Regions from separate parts of the Mus musculus genome. Here region 1 is linked to region 2. A link is a loop called in an ENCODE intact Hi-C map of the cell type or tissue named here. Cell type or tissue: heart. All regions are shown on one strand. Links, peaks and the distances in the headings refer to the core of each region. The heading gives the core; the rest is flanking DNA.

The links. A loop is a pair of places that touch in the nucleus more often than their neighbours do. Peaks named below come from ENCODE experiments on the same cell type or tissue, not always from the same donor. Only the 100,000 strongest peaks of a DNase experiment are listed, where the experiment ranks them.
Region 1: it touches region 2 in a loop (4-fold over the local background); 1 of 42 quality-filtered maps calls a loop at or near these places.

The regions. Positions count from the first base shown.
Region 1 is chrX:75,373,909-75,389,997 of GRCm38, reverse strand. F8 (coagulation factor VIII) reads left to right here and starts at 9,957. Exons shown (of 26, transcript NM_007977.2): 1 at 9,957-10,511. The coding sequence starts at 10,366. It overlaps Fundc2 (FUN14 domain containing 2), which reads right to left and starts at 7,599. Exons shown (of 5, transcript NM_026126.4): 1 at 7,547-7,599; 2 at 2,746-2,896. The coding sequence starts at 7,565. In heart, for the core only: no CTCF peak of the experiment used is centred there; a DNase peak (open chromatin) is centred at 7,657; H3K4me3 peaks cover 1,614 bases; H3K27ac peaks cover 1,528 bases.
Region 2 is chrX:75,087,591-75,103,679 of GRCm38, reverse strand. Dkc1 (dyskeratosis congenita 1, dyskerin) reads right to left here and starts at 7,826. Exons shown (of 15, transcript NM_001030307.2): 1 at 7,553-7,826; 2 at 6,779-6,846; 3 at 6,311-6,397; 4 at 5,127-5,218; 5 at 4,733-4,917; 6 at 3,586-3,650; 7 at 3,121-3,247; 8 at 2,560-2,690; 9 at 1,115-1,258. The coding sequence starts at 7,568. It overlaps Gm25520 (a small nucleolar RNA gene), which reads right to left and starts at 2,271; the gene lies at 2,154-2,271. In heart, for the core only: no CTCF peak of the experiment used is centred there; a DNase peak (open chromatin) is centred at 7,819; H3K4me3 peaks cover 2,814 bases; H3K27ac peaks cover 1,334 bases.

The DNA.
Region 1 (16,089 bases), core at 2,901-10,900, 290 kb before region 2:
GTTCTTTTTTTTTCTTTTTAAGGAAGATATTTCAAACTGGAATTTTAAGAGAAGGAGGCTGAGGAGATAGTGTAGTGAACAAAGTACTTACTGTGTAAGCATGAGGACTAAAGGTCAAATCCATATAAAACTGGGTGCTTTAAAAAAGTAAAATCTATCTATAAGTTATATACAAGAAATCCACTTTATATAGAAGACTCTATAAAAGACAAGTAGAAAATCCATTTATGTGTTTCTTCTGGCTGCTGTCCTGTGTGTATCTTTTCTTGCCTGATTTTGTTATGAAGTTGTAACTGTGAGTAAAACAGCTCTGAGTTCTAGGAATCATCCTAACGCAGTGGCTCTCAGCCTTCCTAATGCTGCGACCCTTTACTACAGCTCCTCATGTTGTGCTGACCCCCAACTATAACATTATTTTCATTGATACTTCATAACTGTCATTTTGCTACTGTTATGAGTCATAATATAAATATCTGTGTATACAACAGCACTTGGGACACAGAGATAGGAGGATCACAAGTTCTGAACCATGCTTGAAGGGACTTCTCAGACTCAGGCCTACCAAACATGGTACTGGCAGCATCTTGCCCTTTCCCCTTCCCTCTCACATAGATTGCATCCCTGAGGAATGCGTCTAGCATAAGAACATGTCCAAATAAGGGAAGAGACCTTGATGGCTAGCACTAAGGATGTAATCTATGGTTTACATGGGAGAAGGAAGAGGGCATTACCATGTTTGCCAGGCCTGGCCCTGCTAAGTTTCTTCATTGCTGAGCCAAAGACTCCATTGCAAAACAAAACTAAACAAAACAAAACCAACATACACACACAACATACACACACACACACTCAAAACTCTTAAAAATGAATACTACAAAAAATGACAATTTCAGAGGGGGAAAACATGGAATTTAATAAAAGACAAGTCTAAGTAGTAAATAAATACATATAAAAGCCTTCAGTTTTTACCCCTACTTGGAAAAAATGCAAACAAAATCTCAATGAGAAAAACACTACTTGTAAAGGCTAGCAAGAAATTACCAGTATGGCAACAACAAATATGGTCAAGGATGTAGTGTAACAGAAACACTTGGTCCTTGGTGGCAATGTAACCACTTTTAGGCATCAGCCTGACACTATCTCATGAAGGTAAAGACGTATACACCCAATAATTTAGTGACTACTAGGTACAGACACCAAGGAAGTAATGTACCCATTCACAATAGGAAATTTGCATAATAATTTCATATCATCATTGTCTACATTATTTAAAAATTGAAAATGGTCAACTGGGAAAATATCCTATGGTATATTAGTACAGTGGAATTCTAAATACAAATGACAATGAAGAAGCTAGAGCTTCATATGATATGGTTGAATACAGAAAACATTTTTAAAAGCAAGAATCAAGCCAGGCAGTGCTAGTGTATGTCTTTAATCCCAGCACTCGGGAAGCAGAGGTGGGTGGGTCTCTGTGAGTTTGAGGCCAACCTGTTATATAGTATGAGTTCTAGGACACCCAGAACTACAAATAAATCCTGTCTCAGAAAAACAAAACAACAACAAAGAAGCAATAATCAAAAGAATTCATAGTGATTGTGTTTATCCAAAGTTCAAAACCAAATTGACTGCACTAAATTATTAAAATTAAGTAAAGAAGCAACTCCCCAACAACTTTTAGAGTTCTGGGGGACACTAGCCATATTTTTTAGCCTCAGTGGTTGTTATATGGGAATTTGTTCTCCAACTATTCCTTATAGATAGCTGTTCTGTGTATTTGCATTACAATAACATTTTTCAAACGGACTTTCTGAGATTGATGAATTCATTACTCACTCACTGAATTGGCTCTAAACATTTTATACACATCAACAAATGAAAACTGCAACATTAACATCTGGCACAGCTAATATAAATGGTTAACATCTTAATCTACCACTTACTATGTTGCCTTGACCTAGAATCTAGATAAACTTTCTGAGCCTCAATTTCTACAAAATGGACATAGATATTACAATTACCAAGTCATTTTAAGAAGGAGATGAGATACCTATATATAAGCTTTAAATAGTGCCTGCCTATATGCAAGGTTTTTGGCACCAGACATTCCATGGTACAGTTAAGGGGGTGATTTTTATTGTAGATATGAGAGAGAGAGCAGCCAGAGGTATCTGGAAGAGTCCAGAGCAGAAAGAGGAGTAAATTACACATAGTCAGCAGTCTGGACATGGGCATCTTAGGAGAGAATAGCCAGGTTATATGAAGTGTGAGTAGCTGTGAGGAGAGAAAGTCCAATGCTAGGGCTTTGAAATGTATAACAAGTACTTGTGAATAGGGACTTTAGGGAGCCTGAAAACTAGCATGGACCTTAATATGCTGATATGTGTTAATTGGAGAGCCATATATCTCTTTTTCCAGAGATAAGGGAATGACTCCTTTTGACAGAAGAGAATCTTTCAAAAGTTCTTAAGGAATGTTGACTTTTCATCTAACCACCAGAAATCCTCTTATAGTCCAGGTTGAGCTTATTTCTGGATATTTGGAGTGTCTTTTGGGGGGGGGTGAAGTTTCTTTTGGACCTGACAGTACATGCATAAATATCAAATAGTACTTTAATTTGATGGTCCACTACATATTGAACAATTTCAGTAAAGTCAGTGTGTTTTCATTAATTAGAGTAGACAGTTTCTATAACTATGCTACTAAATCAGGCACAAAAAACTACAAATCTTTAACACTACTTACCATCCAGTAACACCCCCAATTACCAGCTGGGTTGCTACACTATATTTTTCAGCTGATGGCCCAGATTCCTGCCCAAACAGCTTACGCCACCATGGTTGTTTTTTAGTTAATTCTGCAAGATCCAGTGCTTCAAATTTTCCATCAAAGTTTCCTATAAAAGAATGAAGATATGTAGTTACTGGTTACTGCCAAAGGAGTAGACATTTTCTTCAGTGGTATGGTAAGGTGCCTATGGGCTAGTAAACAATCTCTCACACATGTTCCTATAAATAAGCCTAATGAAACTCAATGGGTCATCAAAAAAAAGTATAGTGAAGACAAGACAACAATTGAAGGGGATCAGAAGGAATAGGGAAGGACAAAAGTAAATATGATTAAAACACATTGTATAAATGTATAAAAATCATAATAAAATCCATCATGGTGTATGATTAGTATATGCAAATAAAAAACTAAAAAAAGAACTAAGAAAATAAGAAAATATTTACTTTCATAATAGTTTTCCACTATTCCTAACAAGATTAAGAGATTTTTAAAGCAGACAGGTAACTATTTTAAATAGTAAAATATCTCTGAAATTCTGGATTGGAATTTTAGAAATTCTGACTAAAATAAATAAATTTGAATATATGTATTGTAGCACCTTGAAAACTTAGGCTTAGTCTGCTATTGTTTTTCCTCTCAAATTTAAAAACAATTGAACTGACATAGGGAAAAACAGTGCTATGGAATAAAAGCATTCTAAATATGTATTTTTAAATTCCCCTCTTTAGGAGCCACCTACAAACCAATTTTCTGTATTATATAGATCTCCAATGAATAAGTAAACAATATTTGACCGGGTGCTTTTTACTAGACAATGTACTTAGTAACAAACTATTTAATTAAATGCACAGGAAAAGATAGGTACTACTTATTAATCCCATTTTGTAATCAGGAAACAAAGCTTTGGAATGGGAAACAAGCTAACAAAATGTATAATGTCCCAGGCAGTGGTGGCGCAGTAGTGGTGCAGCCTTTAATTCCAGCACTTGGGAGGCAGAGGCAGGTGGATTTCTGAGTTCGAGGCCAGCCTGGTCTACAGAGTAAGTTCCAGGATAGCCAGGGCTACACAGAGAAACCCTGTCTCAAAAAACCAAAGGGGAAAAAAAAGTATAATGCCTGGTTTGAACAAAGATCATCTTGGATTTACCTACTATGTCCAATCCTTCTTCCTTGGAAACATACTGCATTAAGATAACAAATGTTAAAAACTCAGCATGTAAGACTGTTTACAAACAAAAGAAAAACCCAAGAATTGTCATTTTAAAAAAAGAATAGAAAATAGAGGCAGAATCAGAAATGATCAAGAAATTACATGAGGGGCTGGAGAGATGGCTCAGCAGTTAAGAGCACTGGCTGTTCTTCTAGAAGTCCTGAATTCAATTCCTAGAAACCACATGGTGGCTCACAACCATCTGTAATGGGATCTGATGCCCTCTTCTGGTGTGTCTGAACACAACTACAGTGTACTCATATACATTATTAAATAAATAAATACATAAATAAATAATTTTTATAAAATTAAACAAAGCAAAAATTTTCAGAATATTTCACACATATATAATTGGAGTCCAAGAAGATTACCAGAATAAGAGAGAAATAACATTCAAGAGGCAAACTGATGTAACTCAACCAAGAAATGCTAAGTAGAACTCTAGAAATGAACAAGGGAATGAAGAGTACTTGAATGAATATCCAGGCTGCTATCTAAATGAATGCTATTGTACAAAACAATACCTAAATTATCTTGTAAAACTTTATATATATATAAAATTAAGCAGGTGCTTTCTAAATATTAGCAGGCAAAAGAAAAAAATGATAAACTATAGAGCACTCCCCTCCTAAATTTAAGGGGATTAAAAAGCTAAGCCTGTGAGCTAGATTCCTACCTGAGTTTCAATATTAAGATGTTCATTCTCATTATTATATAATCCTTAGCAAAACCAAAATGTCCTTTACAGGTTAAGGCAGTGGTTCTCAACATGTGTATCCAGACTCCTTTGGGGTTAAACATCAGCTACCCTGCATATCAGATATGTACATTACAATTTATAATAGTAGCAAAATTACAATTATGAAGTAGCAACAAAACAATTCTATGCTTGGTGTTTCTACAACATGATAAACTGCATTAAAGGGGCATAGCATTAGGAAGGTTGAAAACCACTGGGTTAAGGGATTTTAAAATGTATATAGACAGGCAAAGAACCAAAAATAGTGTTGAAGTTATAATAGCTGTACAACAAATTGCTCAAACATCATGAAACAAAGTTATTTTGTCTATTATCTCTGGTTGGTTCTGTGCATGTGGAATTCAATCACACCATTAAGGCTTCTCTGTCATTTTGTGATATCTGAGGCTTCAGCTAGAAAACTTACAGGGCAGGGTCTGGAATAATATAATAATAAATAATAATCTAAAAAGTCTACAGTTGCATATACAGACTATTTTTCTCAGAGGCTAGAGTGGACTTCCTTAATACCATTGAAGCTAAGTTTAAGAGGTGACTGTCTCAAGTGAAGGAAAGGTCAAGGACCTAGAAAAAACTGTCATCATTTTAAGTTCTGGCCTCAGAAGCTATTGAATTTTGCTACCACTAAACTGGCCTAGAGTAGTTCCCATCCAGATTAAAGAAGAGAGAATATATATTCCAATTCTTACTGGGATGGGAATATCAAAGTCCCACTGAAAACAGACCATATGAGAAAAGTCAATCTTCTATATGATAAACGGCAAAAAAAAAAAAACCCAAAAAAACAAAAAAACAAAAACAAAAACAAAAAAAACTTAGGAAGAAAGTTTAAGAGTGTTCAAACTTTCAAAACTACAGTATAATTTAGAGCCACCTAAATTAAAGGTTTTTGGGGCTGGGAGCAGTGAAACAAAGTTTCTCTGTGGAGCCCCAGAATTAACCAGACTGGTCTCAAGCTCACAGGGATCCACCCACCCCTGCCTCCCCAGTGCTGGAATTAAAGGTGAGTGCCAACACTGCCTGGCTAAGTTCAAGATTCAAAAGGCTATAGTATTCAATAAGATGTTGCATTGATCCAGACATTATTGTCGATGCCAAAAAGTGCTTGCTGACAGGAGCCTGATATAACTGTCTCCTGAGAGGCTCTGCCAGTGCCTGACAAATACAGAGGTGGATGCTCTTGACCAAATATTGGACTGAGCACAGGATCCCCCAATGGAAGAGCTAGAGAAAGGACCGAAGGAGCTGAAGGAGCTTGCAGGCCCATAGGAGGAACAACAATATGAACCAACCAGTACTCCCAGGGACTAAACCACCAACCAAAGAGTACACATGGAGGGACATGGCTCCAGCTGCATATGTAGCAGAGGATGGCCTTGTCTGTCATCAATGAGAGGAGAGGCCCTTGGTCCTGTGAGGGCTAGATGCCCCAGTGTAGGGGAATGCCAGGACCAGGAAGAGAGAGTGGGTGGGTTGGTGAGCAGGGGAAGGGGGGATGGGATAGGGGGTTTTCAGAGGGGAAACCAGGAAAGGGGATAACATTTTAAATGTAAATAAAGAAAATATCTAATAAAAAAAAAAAGAAGAAGAAAAAGCCAGGCAGTGGTGGTGCATGCCCGGCAGAGGCAGGCGGATTTCTTAGTTTGAGGCCAGCCTGGTCTATAGATTGAGTTCCAGGACAGACAGGGCTACACAAAGAAACCCTGTCTCAAAAAACAGAGAGAGAGAGAGAGAGAGAGAGAGAGAGAGAGAGAGAGAGAGGATGTTGAATTGACCTAAGTATACACAAAATTAGTTGAATAAGAAGTATAGAAATACATTTACATATACTATTATATCATTTTCCTATCAAGGTACTCAGGTAACTCCACAGTACAAAGCAAGTCCTTTCAATAGTGTTAGAAGCACTAGATATTCATATATATATATTTAAAAACCATATACAATACATTCAACGTATGGCTCTAGTCAAAAGTGGGATTTAGTTGGGTATAGTTCCACGCACTCTAGAGGCTGAAACACAAGGATAGCTGAGTTTGAGGCCAGACTGGACTACACCAAATTATCTGTTGATGGTGGGTGAGATGGGATGGATAACAATTAGAGTCCGCTCATTAAACACTGGTAAACAACATTTACAAGCCTTGTCTATAGGCCCAGGAAAACAACGATAATTATTGTAAGCACTACAATTATGTAAGACAAGATTTCTCAGAAATTTCTAGGTATTCTGCTCAGCAATTGCATCAAGTGTAATGACTGTGAGCTTAATGAATTGACTGACTTAACGTAACTAAAGAAAAGAAAAGAAAACGGACAAAAAGAAAGAAAAAAAGTGCTCCACTGGGATTTTATTTTGAGTGGGCCGACTATATCTCCTACTGTTTTCAAAACAATCAATTAGGAAAGTACCAATGAAAATGAGGACTGTAGGTGTTTGAGAGGCAGTAAGAGACAAAAACACTCCTGTCAGGGAGCCAGATCGCTTCTGAGAACAGTAACTGGATCTCCCTAGGGACACCTCGGTAGGGGCGGCACTGAAAGGCTAGAAGAGCTAGGCAGAGATAACATCCCTGGGTAACTCAAAAGCCAGCTTAAGTATGACCTTGGCCAGATCCCAGAACACCCGCCAGAAAAGTCTCCGCGCTGCCCTATCCAGGTGCTATTGAAGCTCCCTGGGGAGGGAGGAACCCAGCAAGCGACTCAGCATGCAACCAGCAGTACTTCACTCTAAGCGACAAAGGTGATTCCACCCCTGGCCCTTGCGCGCGTGCTCCCGCCTTTACCTTGACTGTTAGCGGCCATTTCGGGGGCGCGGGGGGGGGGGGGACCCTAGTATCGCGATGACACAGCTTCAGACCACGAGACCAGGAACAGGCGTTAGTCATCCGCAGCTGGCTTCCGGCAGGGGGTGGGGGGGCAGATATTTCCAGTCCCTTGGCAGTCGGAGACAGCGGGGCCTGGTCCCATTAGACATCTTTCCTGTCCTGGAGCAGCTGCTACAACCACCTCAGCTGCAGCCCCACACTTGCGCAGAGGAATGAATGCTTGCTACGTGTGCAGAAAGCTTCTCTGCCTTGGTGGTGACAGAGTTTATCTCACCTTTATTTTTTTTAATTTATTTTAGATTTTGCATATTTATGTAAACAATGAACTTATGTTAATTCTGACATTAATTTCAAGGCTGTTTAAGTTCAGGAAAACACATCTTACACTTTTTAAAAGCATTCCAACCACTTAATAATGTACACTTGTATTATGACTGCTGCTTCTTCCGCTTTAAAGTTTTTTTTTTAACTTTGTGTATATGAGTATTTGCATGTGTTTGAGTACAGCACGTGTACGCAGTACCTGAGGCCAAACAGGACTTCCGATCCCTTGGGACTGGAGAGGGGAGTGATACAAATATCTCAATTAGAATTGAGCACTTTATTGCCTCTTATCCTCTGTACATATACTAGTTGTGAGTCTATTAGAAAAAAGAAGATTCTTAGATGAGGAGTGAAAGATCCCCTATTTTATCGGTATAATAGTAAAAAAAATTGGGAGGAGACAGTTTATTTTTGTGTCCATTTAGGAAAGCAGTTCTTCCCTATGACTTAGGCAGCCATGGGGTTTTGGCTTTCTAACAGGTATCGGTTCTATCCTGTGGAGTGGGCCTTAAATACAAACATGAAGTGATTAGTTACTCCTACTATATTTATGCCACTACCATAGCAATGAGGCTATTTTGACATATCAGTCATTATATAGTACCTCACAGGGTTCTTAGATGCTTTGTAAGACTGTCAATAACTTGTCACCCCAAATAGCACACATGTAACCTTCCAGCACTGTGAAATCTTGTCAGTGCCAGCTTGATTTCCCCATGTTTTATGACTCAACTATGTTGTGTCATCAGCAATACGATCTTAACCATGAAGTTCTGTAGATTGCCAAAAAATTGGCAGTACCTTATAATGTTTGGGGGTTTATGGAGCCAACAAACTCCAAAAGAGGTGACCCATTCCTGGCACTGGGCTTTATATTTGTTACCCTGCAGTGTTTAGTAGGGACATTGTCATCCTGATGTAGGGGTAACTCCATTTAAATTCTTATATATGTATACATGTATATTTTATTTAAAAAGCTTCTACAGTAGTAGGTTTTCATATTTTTTTCAAGTATCTTTAGTGTTAATAATCACTACCCATACTCACTTCTCTCTCCTGCCCTCCTATCCTTACCCCACGTAACCCTTCAACTTCTCCTGTTCCCTTTTCATATCAACTGCAGTATATCCCATTTCCCTTGAAATCTGCCTTCCCTTGTTGGCCCCTTGCTAGTTTCCTGATCTCTATGGATACTCCAATTTAAGACAGATATCTAAAGATTCAGAGTTAGCATTCACATGTGAGAGAGAATCTGAGGCATTTGTTTTTCTGGGTCTAGGTTACCTTATGGAGAATGATTATTTCCAGCTCTATCCATTTACCTGCAAATTTAATTTCATTTTTCTTTACAGCTGAGTAATAAATATTCCATTGTGTGAATGTACCACATTTTCATTATCCATTCTTCAGTTGGTGGATGTTGGCTCTTTCCTTTTTCATTCAATTATGAATTGAATGGCAATGAATATGGATATACAAGTATCTCTATAGTGGAATGTACAATCCTTTTAGATGTATGCCCAAGAGTGATATAGCTGGGTCATATGATAAGTTTGTTTCCAGCTTTTTGAGGAGGGAGGGTGTCTTAGTTAAAGTTTCTCTGGCTGTAATAAAACACCATGACCAAAAGCAACAGGGTTTATTTCAACTTATACTTCCATGTAATAAACAATTCACTAATCAATTTCACTGATGGAAATGAGGACAGAATCTCAAAAGGGCAGGAACCTGGGTGCCAGAACTGAATCAGAGATCATGGAGGAACATTGCTTACTGACTGATCATTATGTCTTGATCCGCCTATTTTCTTATACAATTCAAGAACACCTGTCCAAGAGTAGCTCTGCCTATGACTACCTGGGGCCTCCCATAGTAATCATTAATAAAAAAGCAACAGCAAATAAAACATATGGTACAGGTATCCTATCTGGATCTCTAGGCCATGTGGGCAGCTGGAAAGTTTCTGCGGAGAAAGTAGGCTGGAATCTGGTGAATCCCAAAGTGGAAGCTTTTACATTCCATGCAGACTCCAGAATCTTCACTATCTAGAGTTTCTTTGCTACAGGTACCAAGGAACAGTCTTTTAGAATAGGCTAGGAATTTAAATACACCTGAACGCCCCTCCTCAGTATTCTGTTCCTTTTCTTAAGGATTCAAACTTGTTAGGATGCACCCAGCAGGAAATGGGTTAAGCCTTAGCTCAGCCACTCTTCCTATTCCAGTTTTCCTGTGCCTGCTTCCTACTACCCAAAAGGAAGTAATCCTTTCAGATCTGTTTTGTGCTAATGCTACTTTCACTCACAGTAGATAAACTTCCAGAAAATGCTCTGCAAAATATTTAGGACTTTTTACTAAATCATTACATTTTCTTTTTGTTCTTAAAAGCTAAAGTTATTTTAGAGAAGAGTTAAATTTTCATTTCTTTAGTTGAACATTTTCTAGTAATAAAAGCCATGCAAATAGCACTCTTCGCTTGCTTCTTTCTGAGCCTTTTCAATTTCTGCTCTAGTGCCATCAGAAGATACTACCTTGGTGCAGTGGAATTGTCCTGGAACTATATTCAGAGTGATCTGCTCAGTGTGCTGCATACAGACTCAAGGTAAAAATCCTCTGTCAAGTGCAACATTGTGAAGATGTGATTTTGACTGTGTTTATTTGTATGACCCAACTCATACATATATTACAAATGATGAATTAAGGTTGTTTCTACTGACATGGAGAAAAGTCTACTAGGTGTTTCTTAGTGTAAAAGCATATAAATTATGTATAATATTCCATTTTTATAAAATTAATAATTACTAATCAAAACTCTGTGTGTGTTTGTTTGTGTGTATGTGTGTGAGAGGGTGGTAGGGAAAAGACATTCTAAGCAATTAGACTGCGTAGACTAAGGGGTCCAGTCAGTAATTTTTAACTTTTACAATGTTGTTGTTACACACATTATTTCTACACAAAAGTACACATCTACACAAAAAAAATAAACACATTCATCTCATTACCATTTGGAATGGAGAGGGTCTTTATCATATATTGTTATGTACTGTGTTCATTAACTCACCAATTCACTCATTTTGTGGTACTTCGGGTCTCCTGTTTTATTTATGAATGCTTTATCATTGAGATAAAATCCCAGACACATTACTGTTATTTTAGTGAATAGATTATCTGGTGGTATCTTGCTGGAACAAAGGACATAGTTCTGTTTTAGTTTTTTCTTTTGTTTTGTCTTTATATCTCTGGCTGGCCTGGGACTCACTATGAAGACCAGAATGGCCCAGAACTCCAAAATATCCACTTGCCTCTGCTTCCTAAGTTTGGGATTAAAGGTATGAGCCACCACAATCAGCTGTTTTAGTTTAAATTTTTAGAACGTTCAAGACTCTTCATGCATTTTGATCTTCAGAGCATGGGATTATACTTACCTCTGCATTTGCATCAGGAATAAGTCTAACATTATTGCTTAATTTTTTCCAGTCTTATAAGCATAGAATATTGTATCTTTAATTGTAATATTTTATTTGTAATGAGATTCATCATCTTTTAAAATGCGTGTTGGCTATCAGAGTTAATTTTTCAGACTTTACTTTTTTTATGTTTCACCCATATTTCTTTGGGGTCTTCCATTTTTTTTAGCTGCAAAAACACTTATTACATGTATTCATTATCCTTTATTTATATTATAATTTCTCCTAAGATTATCTATCTCTTGCCTTACTTTATAACTTACTTATGAAAACACTTAATTTTTATAGTCAAATATTAATTTTTCACATCCTTAGTTTTGACAGTGTTGGTTAAAATGTCTTTCACACCTCAAGGTTATATGTATGTCCTTCTAGATTTTGTTGTAAGAATTTAGTATTTTTGACTCTAATTTATCTTGACATTTATTTTGAATGGTATCTAGAGAGTGATCTATTTAGCTTGACTTCCATCTGTGTAAATAGCCTATCATAATTGCACCACCACATTCACCTCTCTAGCTTTATTTTTAATCATCATTAGTGAGTTTTGGTATTAAAGTTTGGTTTAATTTATCATATAAATTGGTGAGTATTCCATCCTTTTCTATAGAATTCTCTGTTATTTAAAAATTAGGCAAGACTTACTTATGATTCCATTTGTCCCCAGTGAGATTTAGGATAGTGTTGATAACATTTCCAGTGGAAAGCTCTTTTAGTTTTAACAATTGCTTTGCTACAGTGTTTTACTTTTTCATGAATCTTTAAATTGTCTGTAGTTACACGCCCTTAAATTCCTGTGTCTTTGCTAGTTATTTGTGAATAAGCTTGCCAAAAATTTCCCTGTTTTGTTTGTGGTAGTTCTTTAAAAGAATGAATTTGGAGGTTTTATTTTATTTGAGACAGGATTGCATGTAGCCCATATTGGCTTCCAACTTATTATGTAGATGATAAAGATGACTTTGAACTTCTGATCCTCATGTCTCTACCTCTTGAGTTCTGAAATAACAGGTATGCACCACAAAATTTAACATTTCTGAGTTGTTTTTTAATTTGAGGATTTTATACATGAGTAAATTTTATTTGCATCATTTTTACCCCCTATTTGCCCTTCCGACTTTCTCATGCACCCCCAAATATTTCCTCTCAAATTTATGTGTCCATTGGTACAGAATGCCTGTTCTGCCCAGAAGACACTATCCCAAAACAGTCATTCTGGTCCTTAGTCTCTTATAATCTTTCTGTCTACTTTTCCATTATGTTTCCTAAGTCCTAGATATACTTTATTACAGATTTCCCATTTGGGTCTGGTCCCCATGGCCACCTATTCTCTACATTTTGACTAGTTGTGGCTCTCTCTAATAGACTCTGTCTCTTGCACAAAGAAGCTTGAGATATCAGAGCTGTACTTACCTATGGTATAAGGATGGGTATTTAGAAGGCAGATGGAAACTATATTACTTTAGTGGTAGGGTAGTAGTAGATCTTCCTGTAGGGCCTGTTATCTCTTTAGCCAGAGGTTCTTGGCAAGGCAATGAATTCCCTTCAACTGAACAGATTTTAGATCTAGTTAGACAGCTGTTGTTTACCTCTAAGACACAAGTGCTACTATTAAACTATTGAGGCATCTTGCTGGTCTCATCATTGTTGTGGTTCTTGGGCTTTACATTGGGTAGAACTGATAACTTATCCCTGTTGGTAGCTTGCATAGCACCTTCTGACACTATGAATGCTAACCCACAAGGAGGGGGTTTCCAGGTTAGTACTAGCTGAATTCCTCTCAACTTCTATGACCAAAGCATGTGATGTCTTCAACAATAGTATGTTATCTTCATAATTTGGCCTGTAGCCAAGAGCAATGACAATAGCCTATATTGTTTTGGGGCTTCTCTTAGAGTCCTCCCAACTAACAACTAGAAAGCCTCCCCTCCAGTTTTTCTTTACCACTATGTTCTGCCATCCCTATTTCTAGAGCTCCTTCTGTCCCCCTTCCCCAGTGGTCTCTGTTTATTTTTTGGCTTCCTCAGATAGTCCAAGTTACAGAATCAAACCTAAAGATTCAGAGCTAAGATCCACAAATAAGAGAGAACATGTGACATTTCTCTTTCTGTGTTCCATCTTCATCCATTTACTTGTAACTTTCATGGTTTTGTTTTGTTTTTCTTTACAGTTAAATTGAATTCCATTGTATATATTGAAAGACTCTGGCCAGCCTTGGCATGGCAAACATGACTCTGGCAGGCCTTGCCCTTGTCTCCCATTCCCTCTGCCTTACTAAAAGCTATTAGCTTACATTCCTAAAGCTAGTCATCAAGGTCTATTTCCTTATTTGGCCACTTCCTCTTCCTGAGGCTGACTACCAAGGTTCAGCCTTCAAAGTATTGAAGTCCAGCGATCAAAATCCCCCTTTGGCTCACCTAATTAACATGCCCAATTAAAATTAAGCACCTCATCCTAACACAGGGTTTCCCATTTTACCTTTATGAACTGCCCTTTGCCTATGTGCCACATGTGTCTCCTCTATCCAGCAGCAGTCCTTGTCCACCCATAATTCCAGGACAAATACATCTTAAACCTCTCCCATGTTTCTTTCCCCTTCTACCTTCTCCTCTATCTCCTGTCTTGTCTTTCGTTCCCTGCTCTTTGTCCTTCTGGGGAAAATAAAGATCCTTTGTGCTGAGAATTTGGTCTTGGGGTGTCCAGAGCTCATATAGTTCCTTGCATATACACACTACATTTTCATTATCCATTCATCATTTGATTGCTATCTAGGTTAATTCCATTTCTTTGGTATTGTGAATAAAGCAGTAATGGGCATGGATATGCAAAACCTCCATAGTAGAATATGGAGTTTTTTAGGCATATATCTAGTAGTGGCATACCTGGCTCATATTGTAGTTCTGTTTGTAGCTTTGTGAAAACCTCCACACTGATTTCCAAAGTGGCTTCACCAGTTTACACTCCATAAATAAGGGTTCCTCTTTTCCCACATCCTCACCAGAACTTATTGTCCATTTATTTATTTATTTATTTACTTATTTTGATGGTAATAGTCATTCTAATTGGGATGAGAAGGAATCTCAAAGTAATTTTCATTTTCATTTCTCTAGTTGCTAATAATGTTAAACACTTTTAAAAGTGTTTATTAGCTTTTTTATTTCTTCTCATGAGAACTCTGTTCACTTCCACAGCCTTCTTTTAAAATTGGGTTGTTTATTTTTTAAGAGATATTATGTACTTATTTTATATATGTGAGTGCACTGTAGCTGTTTTCAGACACACTAGAGAAGGGTATCGAATCCCATTACAGATGGTTGTGAGGTTGCTGGGAATTGAACGCAGCACTTCTGGAAAATCAGTCAGTGCTCTGAACTGCTGAGCCATCTCTCCAGTCCTGTTCATATTCTTTTTTTTTTAAAGACCTACTTTTAAACTTTCTTTGATTCTAATATGGTTACAACATTTCTTCCTTCCCTTTCCTCCATCTAAATTCTCCATTATATTGTTCTTTCAAATTTATAGCCTATTTTTTAATTAATTTTCATTGCTTAGATATATGTGTGTGTGTGTATGTATATATATATATATATATATAAAACCTCAGTCTGTATGTATGTTTTCAGGGCTAACCATTGGATAGTTAGTGTGTTCTTTTCTAGGAAAGACTATTTCTACCTCTCTCAGCATTCCTTAGTTACTTGTAGTAATTAGTGTAGTGGTAAGACCTCCTGAGCGTTTCCCCATCCACTTTGGCATATGTATTGGTATCACCCTTGTTCAGCTTACATTTGAGAGGTTATGTTGGTGATATTACTAGGGGACACAGTCTCACAGCAAAGTCCATGATCCTCTGGCTCTTGCAATCTTTCTACTACTAGGCTAGTTGTCCTGGGTTCTCTAAGAAAGCAGGCTGAGCAAGCCAGAAAAAGTATGCTAGTATGCAGAACTCCTCTATGGCTTCTGCAGCAGCTCCTGCTCCAAGTTCCTGCCCTAGTTGAGTTCCTGTTGTAACTTAATTCAATAATGAATAGTGTTGTGGAAATGTAAGCCAAATAAATTTCTTCCCCCCCCAAGTTATTTTGGATCATGGTGTTTCATCATGTTAATAAAAACCCTAACTAAGATATTGGTACCAGGATTGTGGGGCATTCCTGTGACAGACCTGACTGTTGTTCTGGGTAGGATCATGGAAGGACTTTGGAACTTTGGTCTAGAAAAGTCACTGAGTGTTCAGACCTTGGTAAACTGTTCTCTGGGACTGTGAAAGTTAAGTATGTTAAGAGAAATGCAGCAGGTGGAGGCCTGGATTATAAAGATCCAGAGGAAAATTTAAGAGTCATTTAAAGACTCTATCAAGCTGTTACACATTTTGAATTAAGAATCTGGTTCTGGTCAGCTAGAGCTGAAGAGACCAGCATCATTAAAGTGAAACCTTTGTGTTACTGAGAAATTGGTGCTGGTTAGCTGGAGATGAGAAATTGGTGATTAGGAAGAGATTCATCATTAAGGTAAAAATCATGTGGGAAATATTTCCTCAGAGTCAGCACATAGAAGCTGTGCTCCATAGGAAGCCAAGATTGTACCCCATACAGGCAGCTGAACTTGGTAGTGAAAGAGTTTCCCGGGTAGTACTAGTTTTAAAGACATAAAGGGTTCATGGATGCAGCCTCAGTAGCAGTTGGAGGCACAGGATTAAAGGGGTCATGCAGAGAAGTT
Region 2 (16,089 bases), core at 3,653-11,652:
AGATGGAAGGAGGAAACAGACTCCACAAAATTATACTGAGCCCCAAACATACATTGCAGCATGCATGTGCTCACGCGCATACATCATAACAGATACATAATAAAAATAAAAAATGTTACCCCTCTTTCTTCACTGATTATACAAATAGGTTATTAAACTCGACTTTTATCATGTGGCCCATGAGCATTGTCATCTGGAATAAAACCTGGGGGCTGGAGAAATGGTTCACTAGTTAAGAGCACTTGCTACTCTTGCAGAGCACTTGGGTTTCTGAGCACCCATTTCTAGGCTATCATCCATATGTAACTCTAGCCCGAGGGGGCACAATACCATTTTTTCTGACCTTTCTAGATAACAGGTATGCATGTGGTATAGACATACACGCAAACAAAATACACATAAAACAAAACAAACCCATTTCTCTGGTCTTGGGGGCCAGAGAAATGACTCAGCAGGTAAAGGTACTTAGCCTAATGCCTGACTACCTGAGTTTGATTCCTGAACACACATGGTGAATTGAGAGAATCAACTCCTACAAGTTATCCTTGACTAACCTCCATATGCATGTGTGCACACATATATACAGGATAGCATTCGAAATGTAAATGAAGAGAATATCTAATAAAAAATTGAAAACAAAAAAACAAAAACCCAAAAGCTGCCTCAAGAGTTTTCTATCAAAGTGTTCCAGAGAACTGCTCTTGAATCTTTTTCAGGAAAATATAGTGCACTTACTAGAGATGAAGACTCAAAACAACTTGCTAAGAAAATTATACCAGGCCTGATAATGTGCTTCAACAGAAGAAAGCAGCATTTCATTGAAATCCTTACAGAGTAAATAACATCTCTGAAATGCTCCAGGCCCAACCTTTACCTATTGAAACAATTTGTTATAGTAACTTAAATAAATCAAGATTATTTTAGGCACAGCCAGAAGAAACAAATTAAAAGAGGGCAAATTCTAGATATCACTTGGGGGAGGAGAGGGGGAGGAGAGGGGGAGGAGAATAACCACAAGGAAAATAAAAATACGATAAATATGATTTTACAATGCTAGCATCTCATCTTTGGAGACACGTGCTCTGAAAACATTGACTTTTACCCCATAACTTACTGCACTATCTTTCATAACCAGACGTTTATGAGATGTCAACAGCTTTTCCAAAGGGTAAACAACACGCCGCAAGTAACTCTCATCCTTATGGTTATCATACAGCCACTGAGCATCGAGTACATCATGCATTGTCACCATGTGGTCCTGAAAGGCAGTAAGATATTAAACTCTGAGACTTCATACTGTATATCTTCTTCTGTCCATCAGACTCCTCCTAAGCTTTTTTTTCCCCCCCAGACAGGGTTTCTCTGTATAGCCCTGGCTGTCCTGAAACTCACTCTCTAGACCAGGCTGGCCTCGAACTCAGAAATCTGCCTGCCTCTGCCTCCCAGTGCTGGGACTAAAGGCCACCACGCCTTGCTGACTCCTAAACTTTTTACAACTGAATATAACTATAAATTGTCTTTTAGTCCAGGCTCATCATAAGTCTTTAGAATCTCCATAAAATATCTGTACATGTTGACAAATTAGATCTAAGCAGTCAATCCTTTTTTTTTTTTTTTGTACTGCTTGGGATGGAACCCAGGTGTTTACAAATGGTTGCCAAATGCTCTAAAGCTGCATTAACACTCTCAAGATCTAAGCAAGACTGGCATAGGTAGAATAGGAAAGAAATGTATGAATAATACTCTCTACCCAATCCATCCATCCATCCATCCTTCCTTCCTTCCTTCCTTCCTTCCTTCCTTCCTTTCCCTCCCTCCCTCCCTCCCTTTCTCTTCCTTATTTTTTTCCTGAGACAGGGTTTCTCTGTGTAGCCCTGGCTATCAAGGAACTTACTCTGTAGACCAGGTGGCCTCCACCTGCCTCTGCCTCCCAAGTGCTGGGATTAAAGGCGTGTGCCACCACTGCCCGGCTACCCAATCATTTCTTTGCCAATTTCTTATTTATTTTTTTTAAAGACTTTATCTATTTTATGTATATGAATACACTGCAGCTGTCTTCAGACAAACCAGAAGAGGGCATCTGATCCCATTACAGATGGTTGTAAGCCACCATGTGGTTGCTGGAATTTGAACTCAGAACCTCTAGAAGAGCAGTTTGGTGCTCTTAACTGCTGAGCCATCTCCCCAGCGCCCTCTTTGCCAATTTCAATGTCCCGAAGTTTAATTCACAGAACATGAAAGCTGCCCTGAACTGAACTAAACAATATGAAATCTTTCCTAAGATGGAAAGCAGACAGAGTTCTATGTATGATTTCTAAAGCCCTCTAGCCCCAAGTCCAGCGGTAGTGGCGCACACCTTTAATGCTAGTACCAGGGAGATAGAAGCAAGTAAATCTATGAGTTGGAGGCCAGTCTGGTTTATAGAGGGAGTTCCAGGACAGAGAGGGCTACACATAGAAACTCTGTCTCAAACAATAAAACAAACAAACAACACAAGAAAAAACATCAAAAATCCCCACAAAACCCAAATCCCAAACTTCTAGTCCCACAACTGCATACCTTTTCACTCATGACTCCAGAACGCACCCTCCGAAGTTCCTGCATCTGACCACCAACTCCCAGTAACAAGCCAAGGTGTACGCATAGTGTCCGAATGTAGGTGCCAGCTTCACAGCTTACCCAAAAGATTCCTAAGACAAACACCACACACACAGAGAGAGACAGAGACAGAGACAGAGAGAGAGAGAGAGAGAGAGAGAGAGAGAGAGAGAGAGAGAGAGAGAGAGAAGTAAACACATGATTTTCTTTTCAAACCTTGGGCGTGATGGAGGCTGATTTTAATCTCAAGAGGCGGAGACAGGTGGATCTCTATTGAGTTCAAGGACAGCTTGAATTGCAAACAGCAATTTCCATAACAACCAGAGCTACTTAATGGAGAGACCTAATCTAAAACAAACTAACAGAAAGACATAGGGAACAGACATAGGGAATAGAGTATGACTACACAATGTACTCAAAAGTTTCTACTACTAACAAGAGAATCCCTGATAATATATTATCCCCCCCCCACCTGCTTGTGGATCTAAAGCAATTCAGCTTGATATATATCTAACAACTCACCTAATCTTCTCTCAGGATCATATTCTATCATTTTGCTCTCGTAGATAGTCCTCACTCGAAGCTGCCTCTTTACTGCAGCAATAAGTGGGGGTCGCTGAAACAGGGCACCTGTCAGAGTTTCTAGGGCCTAAGAACAAAGCACAAACAAAAAATTATGTGGGCTCATTTTAAAATAAGACAAAGGGGCATATTTAGGGAGTTTAAGAACATAATTCAAATACAAAGTTTTCTTTCATAAAATTAGTTCAGTTTCTTCTTTTTCAACTACGAAGGGATAGCTCAGCACTAATCAGAATGTCCTTCACAGAAAAAGCATGGCTAGAAGGCATCCCTAGCACCAGTCATTCATCACCCAGGAATCTAGGACAGCCCATTCAAAGAGCACAAGAGACACTAGCCAGGAGAACTTTCCTGGAGTTCAGAGACCCAAATCAAAGGTATGCTCCCTACAAGTTATAGACTTACCCTAGAAAGCTGAGTACCCCCTTCAATAGCATTGTGCAGCCGGACAATTCCAACATACTCTTTGCCTGAAAAAATGACAAAAGAGTAGTCAGGTGTGGCCACTGAGTTTTCTGTTTTACAAATGTTCTATCACTGCCACGTGAAGTGGCAGAAGCAGTAGGGAATCCAACGTCTGTTTCAGTAAAATCTGTACTGACAGACTTAATGTTGTAGATAGAGAAAAGAAATAAAGACAAATTTTCTTGGGTCAGGAATAGCCCACGCCATGGCTATAACCTAAACCCAGAAGTTTAGAGGCTGAGATGGGATAATTGAGATTTCCACAGCAACATGAGCTACACAGAAAAGCCTTGTCTCAAAAATGAAAGAATGGTCAGACAGTGGTGGCGCACGCCTTTAATCCCAGCACTTGGGAGGTAGAGGCAGGTGGATTTCTGAGTTCGAGGCCAGCCTGGTCTACAGAGTGAGTTCCAGGACAGTCAGGGCTACACAGAGAAACCCTGTCTCAAACCCCCCCGCCCAAGGAAAAAAAATAAAAGAAAGGAAGGAAGGAAAGGATGGAAAAAGCTCGCTCACGTTCACACACACATTTTAATGCTCAATGTGATGGCAGACACAGAGGGAATACCTACTGTAGAGTCTAACAGGAAAATACCTTGTACTTTAAGCAGAATTTTCTTGGGTGAAAATGGGGAAAGGAGACTTGAGATAGAAACATTAGAAACATGACCTGAGTTAAGAAGCAGTAAACATGGCAGGTGGTGGTAGCGCACGCCTTTAATCCCAGCGCTTGGGAAGCAGAGGCAGGTGAATCCTCGAGGCTAACCTGGTCTACAGAGTGAGTTCCAAGACAGCCAGGGCTACACAGAGAAACCCTGTCTGCAAAACCAAGAACACAATAAAGAGCAGAACCAGCAAGCATACAAGTGACCTGCCGCAGCGCTAGGAACAGGACAGTTGATTCAATATCCACATGCTTAGTGTCTCAAACTCTTAAAGAACCACCAGATTTTGGCAGAGAACAACAGAAACCAATTCACACTCGTGCTTTAAGATTTTTTCTAAAGAAATAGTTTCTAAGAGCCAAAATGTAGAAGTGAAACAAGAACAGAAACAAGTATAGCCCCCTACTCTCTCTTTTACAAACCTGCACTCTGTTGTGATTTCACCAAACGAGTGGCTCGTTCAATGCACACAATTAAACAACCAGTCACTTTGGGATCTAGTGTGCCACTGTGGCCAGTCTTCTCTACCCGAAGTATTCGTCGGATCCAGGCTACCACCTCATGGGAAGAGGGGTTAGAGGGCTTGTCAAGATTAATGAAACCGGTCCTAAAATAGAAGAAAAAAAGGTAATCACCTCCTGTTCTTGTCTAAAAAAAATAGCATGAAGACATAAAAAGAAAAGCAAATCACATATTTAGGTTATATATTCAGGACAAAGCTGTTCTAAGCTGCCACTACTACTCCCTTGAATAACAAATAAATTCAGTGAGAGCATCAGTTTCAAAAGACTTTAAGTTTGGACAGAGCATGCCTACCTGATATAGTCCCCAATCTCCCTCTTCAGAGGATTTGAACCACAAGGAAGAGGTGTATAGTGTGCTGTCCTTACATTTAGCTTATCAAAATTCTAGAAAGCAATAACATAAGTTTAATAACATATCAATAGAAGTAAAACAAGAGTCAGTAAATAACACCACCAACCACTGTAGCCCTTCAAGCCCATAAATGTATGTTGTTCCCATTATTAATGACACACTACTAAGCCTTCCTACATACTAGGGAAAACTGCAATACTAGTAACTCACGACACTTGAGAACAAACTTTGCAAGTTATCTTTTGACTTCTACACGTATGCCATGTGGAGCATGCACCCCCAACATCCCACCCACACACTGTAATCGATGAAATAAAAATTTATATTAAATTTATATTTTAAAATCTTCTTTGCTAGATGTCTTAACTTTATAGCTGGTATCCACTTTGTGAAAATTATAAATTTTAGTTCAATGGGTTACTCAATATCACTAATTAAATCCCTAAATAATAACCTATAATTTCTATGACATGCAACCGTAAACTAAGCATGCTTCATAGAATACCTCCTATAACTCCCTGCACATCATCCTAAGAGAAAATAATCATGAGCAATTAATAGATTCAGTGAGGTTAAAAGACTGGCCCATGGCTGGGGAGATGGCTCAACAGTTAAGAGTACTGACTGTTCTTCCAGAGGTCCCGAGTTCAATTCCCAGCAACCACATGGTGGCTCACAACCATCTGTAATGGGATCCAATGCCCTCCTCTTCTGGTGTGTCTGAAGACAGTTACAATATACTCACATAAAAGAAATAATTGTTAAAAAAAAAAGTGGCCTAGGATCACATATACTCTTATTTCAAAGGCGTCTGGCTTCAAAACCCCATGTTCTTAGGCACTGAAACAGTCTACAGGAGTTGATTTCAAAAGTGCAATTGTCTAAAACCTAACAGCAATTGACATTTTGGTGACATACTATATTCCATGCTACATCATTTAAAGTTTTCTAAATGTAAACTATGCTGGCAGTGAGCATTCCTTTTTTGAGACAGGGTCTCTTTATGTAAACTAGGCTTGCCTGGCCCACTGGAATAAAGAGCATGCAACACAACACCCCAGCAGTAAGCATTAACTAGAAATAATATGGAATTCAAGCATCCATCTGATACACAGAAAACATACCTTTAGTAACAAGGGCCACTGAGAAGTGTCTAATTGAGCCACTTTAGATTCTGGTTTGATAAGAAATTCTTCAGCATGTTGTATTTCCTTCAATAGAGCAGAAACATTTCTCAGCTTAATTTTGGAAGTGCATGCCTTTTAAACAAGAGGAAAGGAGGGGTGTGATTTCTGAAACCCAGGTCACTCAACTTTAGGAAGATCAAGTTGAATCCAAATATTTTAACAAAACCATGGGTCTGCTGATGGAGTAAGGCAGAGAAATTCAGGGTCAATAGCTCACCATTTAGCATGCCATGCATGTTAGAAAATTTCTCTGGGAGTTGTATGATTTCAGGTTTTTGCCCGTTCTACATAATGACCACTAAGTACTAGCATATTGATTGAGAATATTTAAAAGCACTTTCCCCCTTTAATGTGCTGTTTACTAAATTATCTCAATCAGTCGAAGCAAAGTAAATTTCTACTCACGGCAACATCATCTTCTTGTAATGGCTTCCGGTCTTTTTTCTTCTTATGCTTCTTTGGGAATGTAATTACTACAAGAAACAAACTCAATATTTGAAGATTTTGAAAACTAAAACCAAAGTTTAAAATTAACTCTAAAATCGGGACAAAGAAAACATTTTAAAGTCTGACATTACTGGAGAGAACTTACGTTTGTGAGGCCAAACACTAGGATGGCTTGGCTGGTAAATGACTCTAGCACGTGTTGGCTTCCCTTCGGGTTCTCCACGTGGCTGTGGCAAGGCCAAATATTACTTAGGGAAGCACTTGTCCACAGGCTGGAAAGTTTCACAAACGAACACTGCACTGTCCATAGGGGCTTGTGATCTCTTAAAGTTTTTCTTGTAGGTCTGAGTTACACTTGCTTCCAACTCCTCTGTTCCTTTCCTTCCTAACCCTTGCTCTGCACCTTTGCTACCCTCATTTCCATAATGTCCTGCCTAGTGCCAGCAGAAATGCTACCGCGTCTCCTTATCACGACACAGTCGCCTCCACGGCTGATGCCTTTGGGAGGGGACCCTGGTAGAATCTTTTGCACGAAGCCAGGATCTAATGAAGCCTAGTCACTGGTCACGAATGCGTGCATTCACAGGTAGAGCCAGAGCCGAGTGGTGAGACAGCCAAACTGCGAGCGGGAACACGGGGAACCGCGGGTCACGATGCAATCTCACTATAACTAGCTCCGGGTCGTGTAGGAGGCCCCACAGGTCTCATGGCACTGCCACCAGAACCTCTTACCTTCTGCATCCGCCATCTTGAACTGCACCGCGTGCGTCCCGCCCAAGCCGCCACAAACTAAGAACTGTAGACTCCTATGGTGTGAGACCCGTCCGGGCACGTCATTAGGACCCGCCCACCGTTGCACCGCCCCTAGCTTGCTGATATAAAAAAGGGACGTAGAGAAGAGGAGGAGGAGGAGGAGGACAGGACGGGGTACGGGGGCAGGAATCTCTACGAACCCGCGGACTGTCTACTCAATCCCATTGGCTGATTCGGCCACGGAGGTGTGACCGCACATGCGCCTGGAAGCTCCCCCTCACTCCTCCCCACCCCAACCCCACACTGCCAACCCTTGGCAGAGCGCCTTGGAACCTTGGCCAGGCTTCTGCAGTAACAGACTACAGCGGGTGGGCTGTACTGTACCCTCCTCCAGTCTAGCTTCAGCTTCAGCACTTGGACATCCTTCTTAGCGCGCTATAAATAGCTGGTTTTAACTCAAACAGACATTTTTTTGCTTGCTATCATGTCAGTTTCAATTGAAAAAGACATTGAGGTACACAGTGTCAAAGTGAAAGCTGTTTACTCCTTGAAATTCCTATTAAGTTATGGCTGTATTGGCCAATAGGAATTGAGTGCAAGCCTCGTGTAAACTTTTAAATTTTCTAGCAGCTACATCAAACTAAAAAGGTTGAAAGTGATTCTGGTAGTTAATTTTACATAACCCTGCGGATCTGGCATGTTATTTTAATACGGAAGCAATATGCAGCAGTGTGTAATGTTTTGCTTTTTTCTGTATGAAGTTTTTTTCCAGTGTGTTTCACACTTAACCTGTACACTTAAGTTCGAATTCCACAGCCTGGACATCAAGTGCAGAGCTCTAGTGGCTGAGATAATGTAACAGCCAGAAAGTAACAGCTCTAGGATTGAGCCCTGACTTTTGTCGGGTAGAGTCTTCTGGCTGTTAATCCGAGCTACTGCCTTTGAGATAAGATCTCTGGAATATCCTCCTTCACCCTGTTTCCTATTCTACCTCTGTAGATTCTTTTGGCTTTCTGGATTCATAACCCATATCTAGTGAATTTGATAGATCATTAGTTATCTTCATTGTAGATGGAATCATTTGCCAATAGTTTTCCAGTTAGTTGTTGCTGACAAAAAAAAAAAAAATAGTATTCTTTTTCTTCTGATCTACAATGCTAAAATCAGATTTTTTCAGTTTTTTTTTCTGTTTTTTTTTTCTTTTTTACTATGACTTACAATGGGTTTTTATGTCTTTATGGAATTCATTTTGCTAATAGTGGTAATGATCAGAATTGACTATTAACAGATAAGACCCTTAGAATTAAATGTTATTTTATAATGCTCCAGTGATAATTAATAGGGTGAGTAAATCTGAAGTACTCATTTGCCATTTGTCCAGTGCCTTCATCTTTGTCCTGTATCTCTATGCTCAAATCTTTTTGGAGAGATTTTGCTTTCGGAGAGTTCCAGAACCCGTGGATTTTTCTTCACTCTTACTTCTCTAACCATCATTATAATGTCTCTATTTCTCCAGTAGCTTCCTGAAGTCCCAACTTTTTCTACTTTCCCTAGATTGTCTTAATAAGCAGCCTGAAAGTATCATTAAACTTAGGTCCTGTTTATGCTTAAAATACTTTTTAAGGGTTGATGATAAGGTTCAACAGTGAAGTGTGAGTGAGTGAGTGAGTGAGTGAGTGAGTGAGTGATGGATGAGAGCAAAGAAAGAAAAGTTCATTCCCCTCAGACAGATTTTCTTAAGCCAAGAGTTAACCTCTGCTTTGCCCCAGGACACAATTTAAAAACCTAGAAGCTGCAGGAGAAAAAAAAATGTGTTTGAAAACAATCTTAAGAGTTTGTAAATGTGTGTCTCTGCACAGGAAAACAAAAAATCCAGTCTCTTCTCAAAGATTAGGGATTTAAGTCTCTGAAGTTTCCCTCTCCTAATTTAGGGTTGGTCAGTTTGAAGAAAGATAGAGTGGTTGATTAGCCTACTGTTTTGTAGCAAGCCCTGAACCAGCCTTGAATTTGTTGAGCTAGTTCACCAGCAGGGTCTCACAGGTGGAAGACAAAGGCTTACAGGGCTTTTGTTTTATACTGCTAGGCCTTTGTCTCAAATCAGGAGTGTGAGGAAGAAAACAAGCCATCTTGGAAATTTAACACTTTTGTTGCTAGTCATGGACCCTCATCCTATCTGTGTGCCAAGAAAAGTATCTTAACACCTGATGCTCTCTAGTTTCATCAATTTTCCTGCTAATGGCTCAATTCCATTTCATCCTTCCTTAAGGCTGAATAAAATTCTACTATATATATATATATATATATATATACATATATATATATAATCCCATATATATGGGATTAAAGGCATGTGTCACCACTGCCCAGCAATAAGCATTGATTTAAGAAAGTGTTTTAGCCTAGTTTAGTGATGAATGCCTTTAATCCAAAAGGCAGGCAGAGCTTGAGTTCAAGGCCAGACTGGTCTATAGAGCTAGTTCCAGGACAGCCAGGACTACATACAAAAATCCTGATTTGAGCGGGGCGTGGTGGCACACCCCTTTAATCCCAGCACTCGGGAGGCAGAGGCAGGCGGATTTCTGAGTTCAAGGCCAGCCTGGTCTACAAAGTGAGTTCCAGGACAGCCAGGGCTATACAGAGAAACCCTTTCTCGAAAAAAAACAAAAACCAAACAAACAAAAAAACCCAAAACCAAAAACAACAACAACAAAAAACAAACAAAAAAAGAAAACAAAACAAACTAAAACAAAAAGTATGTGTTTTGTTAGTATATTGTACTGGCTAGTACATTGTTTTATGTGTCAACTTGACACAAGCTGGAATTATCACAGAGAAAGGAGCCTCCCTTGAGGAAATGCCTCCATGAGATCCTGCTGTAAGGCATTTTCTCAATTAGTGATCAAGGGTGGGAGGACCAATTGTGGGTGGTGCCATCCCTGGGTTAGTAGTCTTTGGTTCTATAAGAAAGCAAGCTGAGCAGGCCAGTAACATCCCTCCATGGTTTCTGCATCAGCTCCTGCTTCCTGCCCTGCTTGAGTTCCAGTCCTGACTTCCTTTGGTGATGAACAGCAACATGGAAGTGTAAGCTGAATAAACCCTTTCCTCCCCAACTTGCTTTTTGGTCATGATGTCTGTGCAGGAATAGAAACTCTGACTAAGACATATATACTTTTAGATTTTGATTCCAGACTATATTTCTATACACTATTTTCACCACAATCTGGCCAGTTTCCAAAACAATATTCCCACAGTTATTTGAGAAATCATCACTGAACTTGGATGACTCCTTCTGGTACTAAATCATTTACTAGCTAGAGATGTTATCATGTATCATCACTTACTGATGCGGCAATTTCTTTTTGCTGTTAGACAAACTTCGCAGAATGCATTTACACAAGTCTACACCTAGGAAGTATAGGTTAGTTACTGTGTGGTCTCCTGATACAATCATAATATGAATAAAGTTTATAGTAAGCTTTTAATAATGTTAAAAGTGTAGTACACTTGGGAGGCAGAGGCAGGTGGATTTATGAGTTCGAGGCCAGCCTGGTCTACAGAATGAGTTCCAGGACAGCCAGGGCTACACAGAGAAACCCTGTCTCCAGAAAAAAAAAAAGAAAGAAAGAAAAAGAAAAGAAAAGAAAAAGTGTAGTACAATAAAAACATGATCCAAAAAAACCCCAAAACAAACAAGCAAACAAACAACAACAAAATACCAAACAAACAAACCAGCAAGCTGGGCAGTGGTGGTGCACACCTTTAATCCCAGCACTTGGGAGGCAGAGGCAGGTGGATTTCTGAGTTTGAGGCTAGCCTGGTCTACAGAGTGAGTTCCAAGACAGCCAGGGACAGACAGAAAAACCATCTCAACAAAACAAAACAAAACACCCAAACAAAAACAACAACAAAAAGAAACAAAACAAACAAACAAACAAACAAACGGGGGCTGGAGAGGTGGCTCAGCAGTTAAGAACATTGATTGCTCTTCCAGAGGACCTTATTTCAATTCCCAGCAACCACATGATGGCTCACAACCATCTGTAGTGGGACTCAATTCCGGTGTGTCTAAAGACAGGGACACTATACTTATATTTATAAAATAAATGAATCTTTAAAATTTATAAAAATTATAAAAAACAAGTAAAATGTAAAGCTATGGTCAGGTGTGGCAGCACAACCCTTTAATCCCAACACTTGGTAGGCAGAGACAGATGGATCTCTATGTGTTCAAATCCAACATGGTCTACAATGAGAGTTCCAGGACAACCAGGGGCTACATAGAGAAAGCTTCTCTCAAAAAAAAAAAATCACAAAACAAAACAAAACAAACAAAATCCCCAAAAACAAACAAATAGACTAATAATAAACTGGACTTGATTAAAATTTAAGCCTTTTGCTCTACAAAACACATTGTTAAGAGTACAATAAAATATGCTACAGACTGGGAGAAATATTTTCAAATTATGTACTCTGACAAAAGACTGTGAAGGGAGCCAGGCAATGGTGCGTCATGCCTATTTCTGACATGTGGGAGGCTGAGACAGGAAAATTGACATGAGTTCAAGGCTAGTATGGGCTACGTAGTGAATATCAGGCCAGCCTAGGATACAAGTAAGGATTTATTGGATCATGGTTCTTTGTTTTGTTTTGGTTTGGTTTGGTTTGGTTTTTCGAGACAGGGTTTCTCTGTGTAGCCCTGGCTGTCCTGGAACTCACTCTGTAGACCAGGCTGGCCTCAAACTCAGAATGAACTTTTTTTTTTAATTTTTAATTTTTAAAGATTTATTTATTTTACATGTCTTAGGGTTTTACTGATGTGAACAGATACCATGACCAAGGCAACGCTTATAAGGACAACATATATTTGGGGATGGTTTACAGATTCAGAGGTTCAGTCCAATATCATCAAGGTGGGAGTATGGCAGCATTCAGGCAGGCTTGGTGCAGGAGGAGCTGAGAGTTCTACATCTTCGTCTGAAGGCTGCTAGCAGAATACTGACTTCCAGGCAGCTAGGATGAGGGTCTTAAAGCTCACGCCCCAGTGACACACCCACTCCAATAAGGCCACACCCTCTAATAGTGCCACTCCCTGGGTCGAGCATATATAAACTATCACAATACATATGTGTTTTTGTGTACCACATGACTGCTCAATGCTGTCAAAAAATCAGAAGAGTGCATCAGCTCCCTTGCAACTAAAGATACAGATGATTGGTAGTTATGATGTGGGAGCTGGCAATTGAAACCTAGTCTAAATCAGCAAGTGCTAAATCACTTCTCCCTGTGTGTGTTTTCATTTTTAAAATTTATTTATTTTTATTTTATGCATTTTGACTGCATGTATGCCTGTGTGAGGGAGTCGGATCCCCTAGAAGGATAGTGACAGATGGTTATGAGCTGCCATGTGGGTGCTGGGAATATTAACTGCTGAGCCATCTCTCCATCCCATTGTGTTTTCTTTTCTTTTCTTTTTTTTCTTTTTTTTTTTTTTTTTTTTTTGAGACAGAGTCTCCCTGGCTGTCCTGGAACTCAATATGTAGAGTATACTGGCTGGCAAACTCACAGAGGTTCTCTTGCCTCTGCGTCCTGACTAGAATTAAATATCCAGTTTTTCATCAAGTATAGTGTTAGTCATAGGTCTTTGTAGATATGCTTTAACAAGTTAAAGACTTTCTCCCTCTGTTTACTGTGAATTTTTGTCATGAATAGGTTCTGTCAGATGCTTGTTTTGCATTAATTGATATTAGGATATGGCTTTTCTACTTTTGCCTATCAGTCTAGGAAAATTGTGTTTATTGGTATTTGATTACTGAATATGCCTCTCATCTTTAAATAAAGCCCACTTTATCACAGTATAGAATTATTTTGTGTTTTTTTTTTTTACTTCTGTTCCTACTTTTCTTAGGATTTTTGTATATACATTCATGAGCCATATTGGTTTGCAATTTTCATTTCTTTTTCAAAACCTTTTTCTGATCTTAGTATCAGAGTAACAGTAGCTTCATAAAATGAATTGAGATATATTTGATCTGGTTGTGACTTTTAAGTATATCAATAGTGACTATGATGTCAGGACTTTTTCCATGAGACATTTGTGATAATAAACAAAATGTCATATAAACAAAATAAGAAAAACCCAAGTTTCAAACTTAAGATGGAAATTTGGAGATAGCCTTCGCTTAAAAAGAAGCATTTTGTAGATGCTTACATATGAGTGAGTTAGCCTATCTAAACGGACTTTTAAGTCTCATGCTTCATGATGAGCAGGAGGTAGGAGACAGAAAGGCAACAGACCTTCCAATCTTATTATTGGCCTTCATATAGATATGTAATTCTTTCTCTAAGTCTGCTTATGATTTGGATTTTCCAATTTTAATTCTGAAAAAATTCAATGGCGATTTTCTTTTTATAGTATTCCCTCTTCTCATAGTAAATGAGTCAGATGCACATTTCTCATGACCATTAAAAGATATGGCATATGAGTATGAGTGTAGGTGCCAATGGAGGCTCAAGATATTAGATGCCCTGGAACTAGAGTTAAAGGTAGTTGTGAGCTATATGATTGTGGGTGCTAGGAAGGAAACTAAGTTCCTCTGTAAGAGCAGGACATACTTTTAACCACTGAATCATACTTATTTCTTGACATAATTAACAAAGAAACTCCTTTGTAACTATGATCATTAATTTCTACAAATTCTTCTAGTTATAAGATTTAAAATACTGAATAAACTACAAAACTAAATCTGGGGATGAACACATTGCTATCTTATCCAGTTTTACTATATCTAACTTAAGTAAACAGTAAATGGTGAGACAACAAAGTGAAGTTAGGTTCCAAAAACCTACTTCCTATATTTATTTCCTTTCCCCCAAGGCTAGACTGCTCTTTCTTACAGAGTCATGAAAAAGGTTGAGAATCAGCCATAAATAATGAGATTCCTAAAAACTGTTGATATGTTCACAGTAAATGCTCATTGTTCAATATTCCACAACACACACCAACAATGAGTTTCCTAATGTAGCTGCATTCTCTGGAGGGACCAACCAAGCACCTCACAGAAGAAATTGAACTACATCCATTAGAAGGGCAGCAACTCATTTTCAGTTGGATAGATACTTTTTCATAATTTATTTTCTATTTTAAAATTTATTTTATTTATTTATTGATTGATAGGTTGTTTTTTTTTTTTTCAGGATAGGGTGTCTCTGTGTAGCCCTGGCTGTCCTGAAACTTGCTCTGTAAACCTGCATGGCCTCAAATTCACAAAGATCCTCCTGCCTCTGCCTCCCAAGTGCTGGGATTAAAGATGTATGTCCTCATGGTGGGCTATGGATTTATTTTTAAATCCACATTTCAGTTGGCTCTCCCACTTACTAGATCATCTATCTATTCATATTTCCAATACATCAAGAATCAGCACTTCTCACTGAGGAAATCATTATAATACTTTTATCAAGTGACCATGGCACAACACTGCTTCCCCAAGGTCAGGTTTGATAGGAGTCTGGAATTAAGAGCTGTAGTTTGTAACAGTTCCTTTTATGATCACACATAACAAACCACTCTCTAAGTGCTTCTTCTTATAACCAGAACTTTGAGATCTTCTGGTTAAAATTCTTGGTTCCCAGTGGGACAAATGCTTTTCCAAGGATGAGACATTGTGTGTTAAAACACACATTGAAAACAGAGGCTGCCACCTGGCCATTTGACATTCTTTATCCCAGGAAATTTCACAACAATGGATCCCACTGAACTGGCTGTATGACTTACATGATTACTAAGTGGAATGTTTTTAATCAAAGGTTGTATTTAAGCAAGGAGATAAGAGGCACTATGTTTTTTAATCCACAGCATCCTCTGGAGCATCTCCTCACAGTGATATGTCTAGGCAAAACTACTGGGGATCTAGACTTGCCAGAAAGAAAGGTTTTTGCTTTTTGTTTTTGTTTTCACTCACTAGGCCAGCAGTTCTCAATTTGGTCACAACTGAGAACTCTGTCAAATTCTCAAAGCAGTTACAACCTCATTGTAGGTCGTATATCAGGTATCTTGCATATAAGATATTTGCATTAGAATTCACAAGACCAGCAAAGTTACAGTTATGAAGTAGCAATGAAAATAATTTTATGACTGGGGATCACTACAACATAGGGAACTGTATTAAAGGGGCACAGCATTTGGAAAGTTGAGAACCACTGCACTATGAAAAGAATTTTGATTAGTTGATGTCTTAGTCAGAGTTTCTATTCTTACACAAACATCATGACCAAGAAGCAAGTTGGGGAGGAAAGGGTTTATTCGGCTTACACTTCCATGTTGCTGTTCATCACCAAATTTAGTCAGGACTGGAACTCAAGCAGGTCAGGAAGCAGGAGCTGATGCAGAGGCCATGGAGGGATGTTTCTTATTGGCTTGCTTCCCCTGGCTTGCTCAGTTTGCTTTCTTATAGAACCCAAGACTACCAGCCCAGGGATGGTACCACCCACAAGCTCCACCCCCTTGATCACTAATTGAG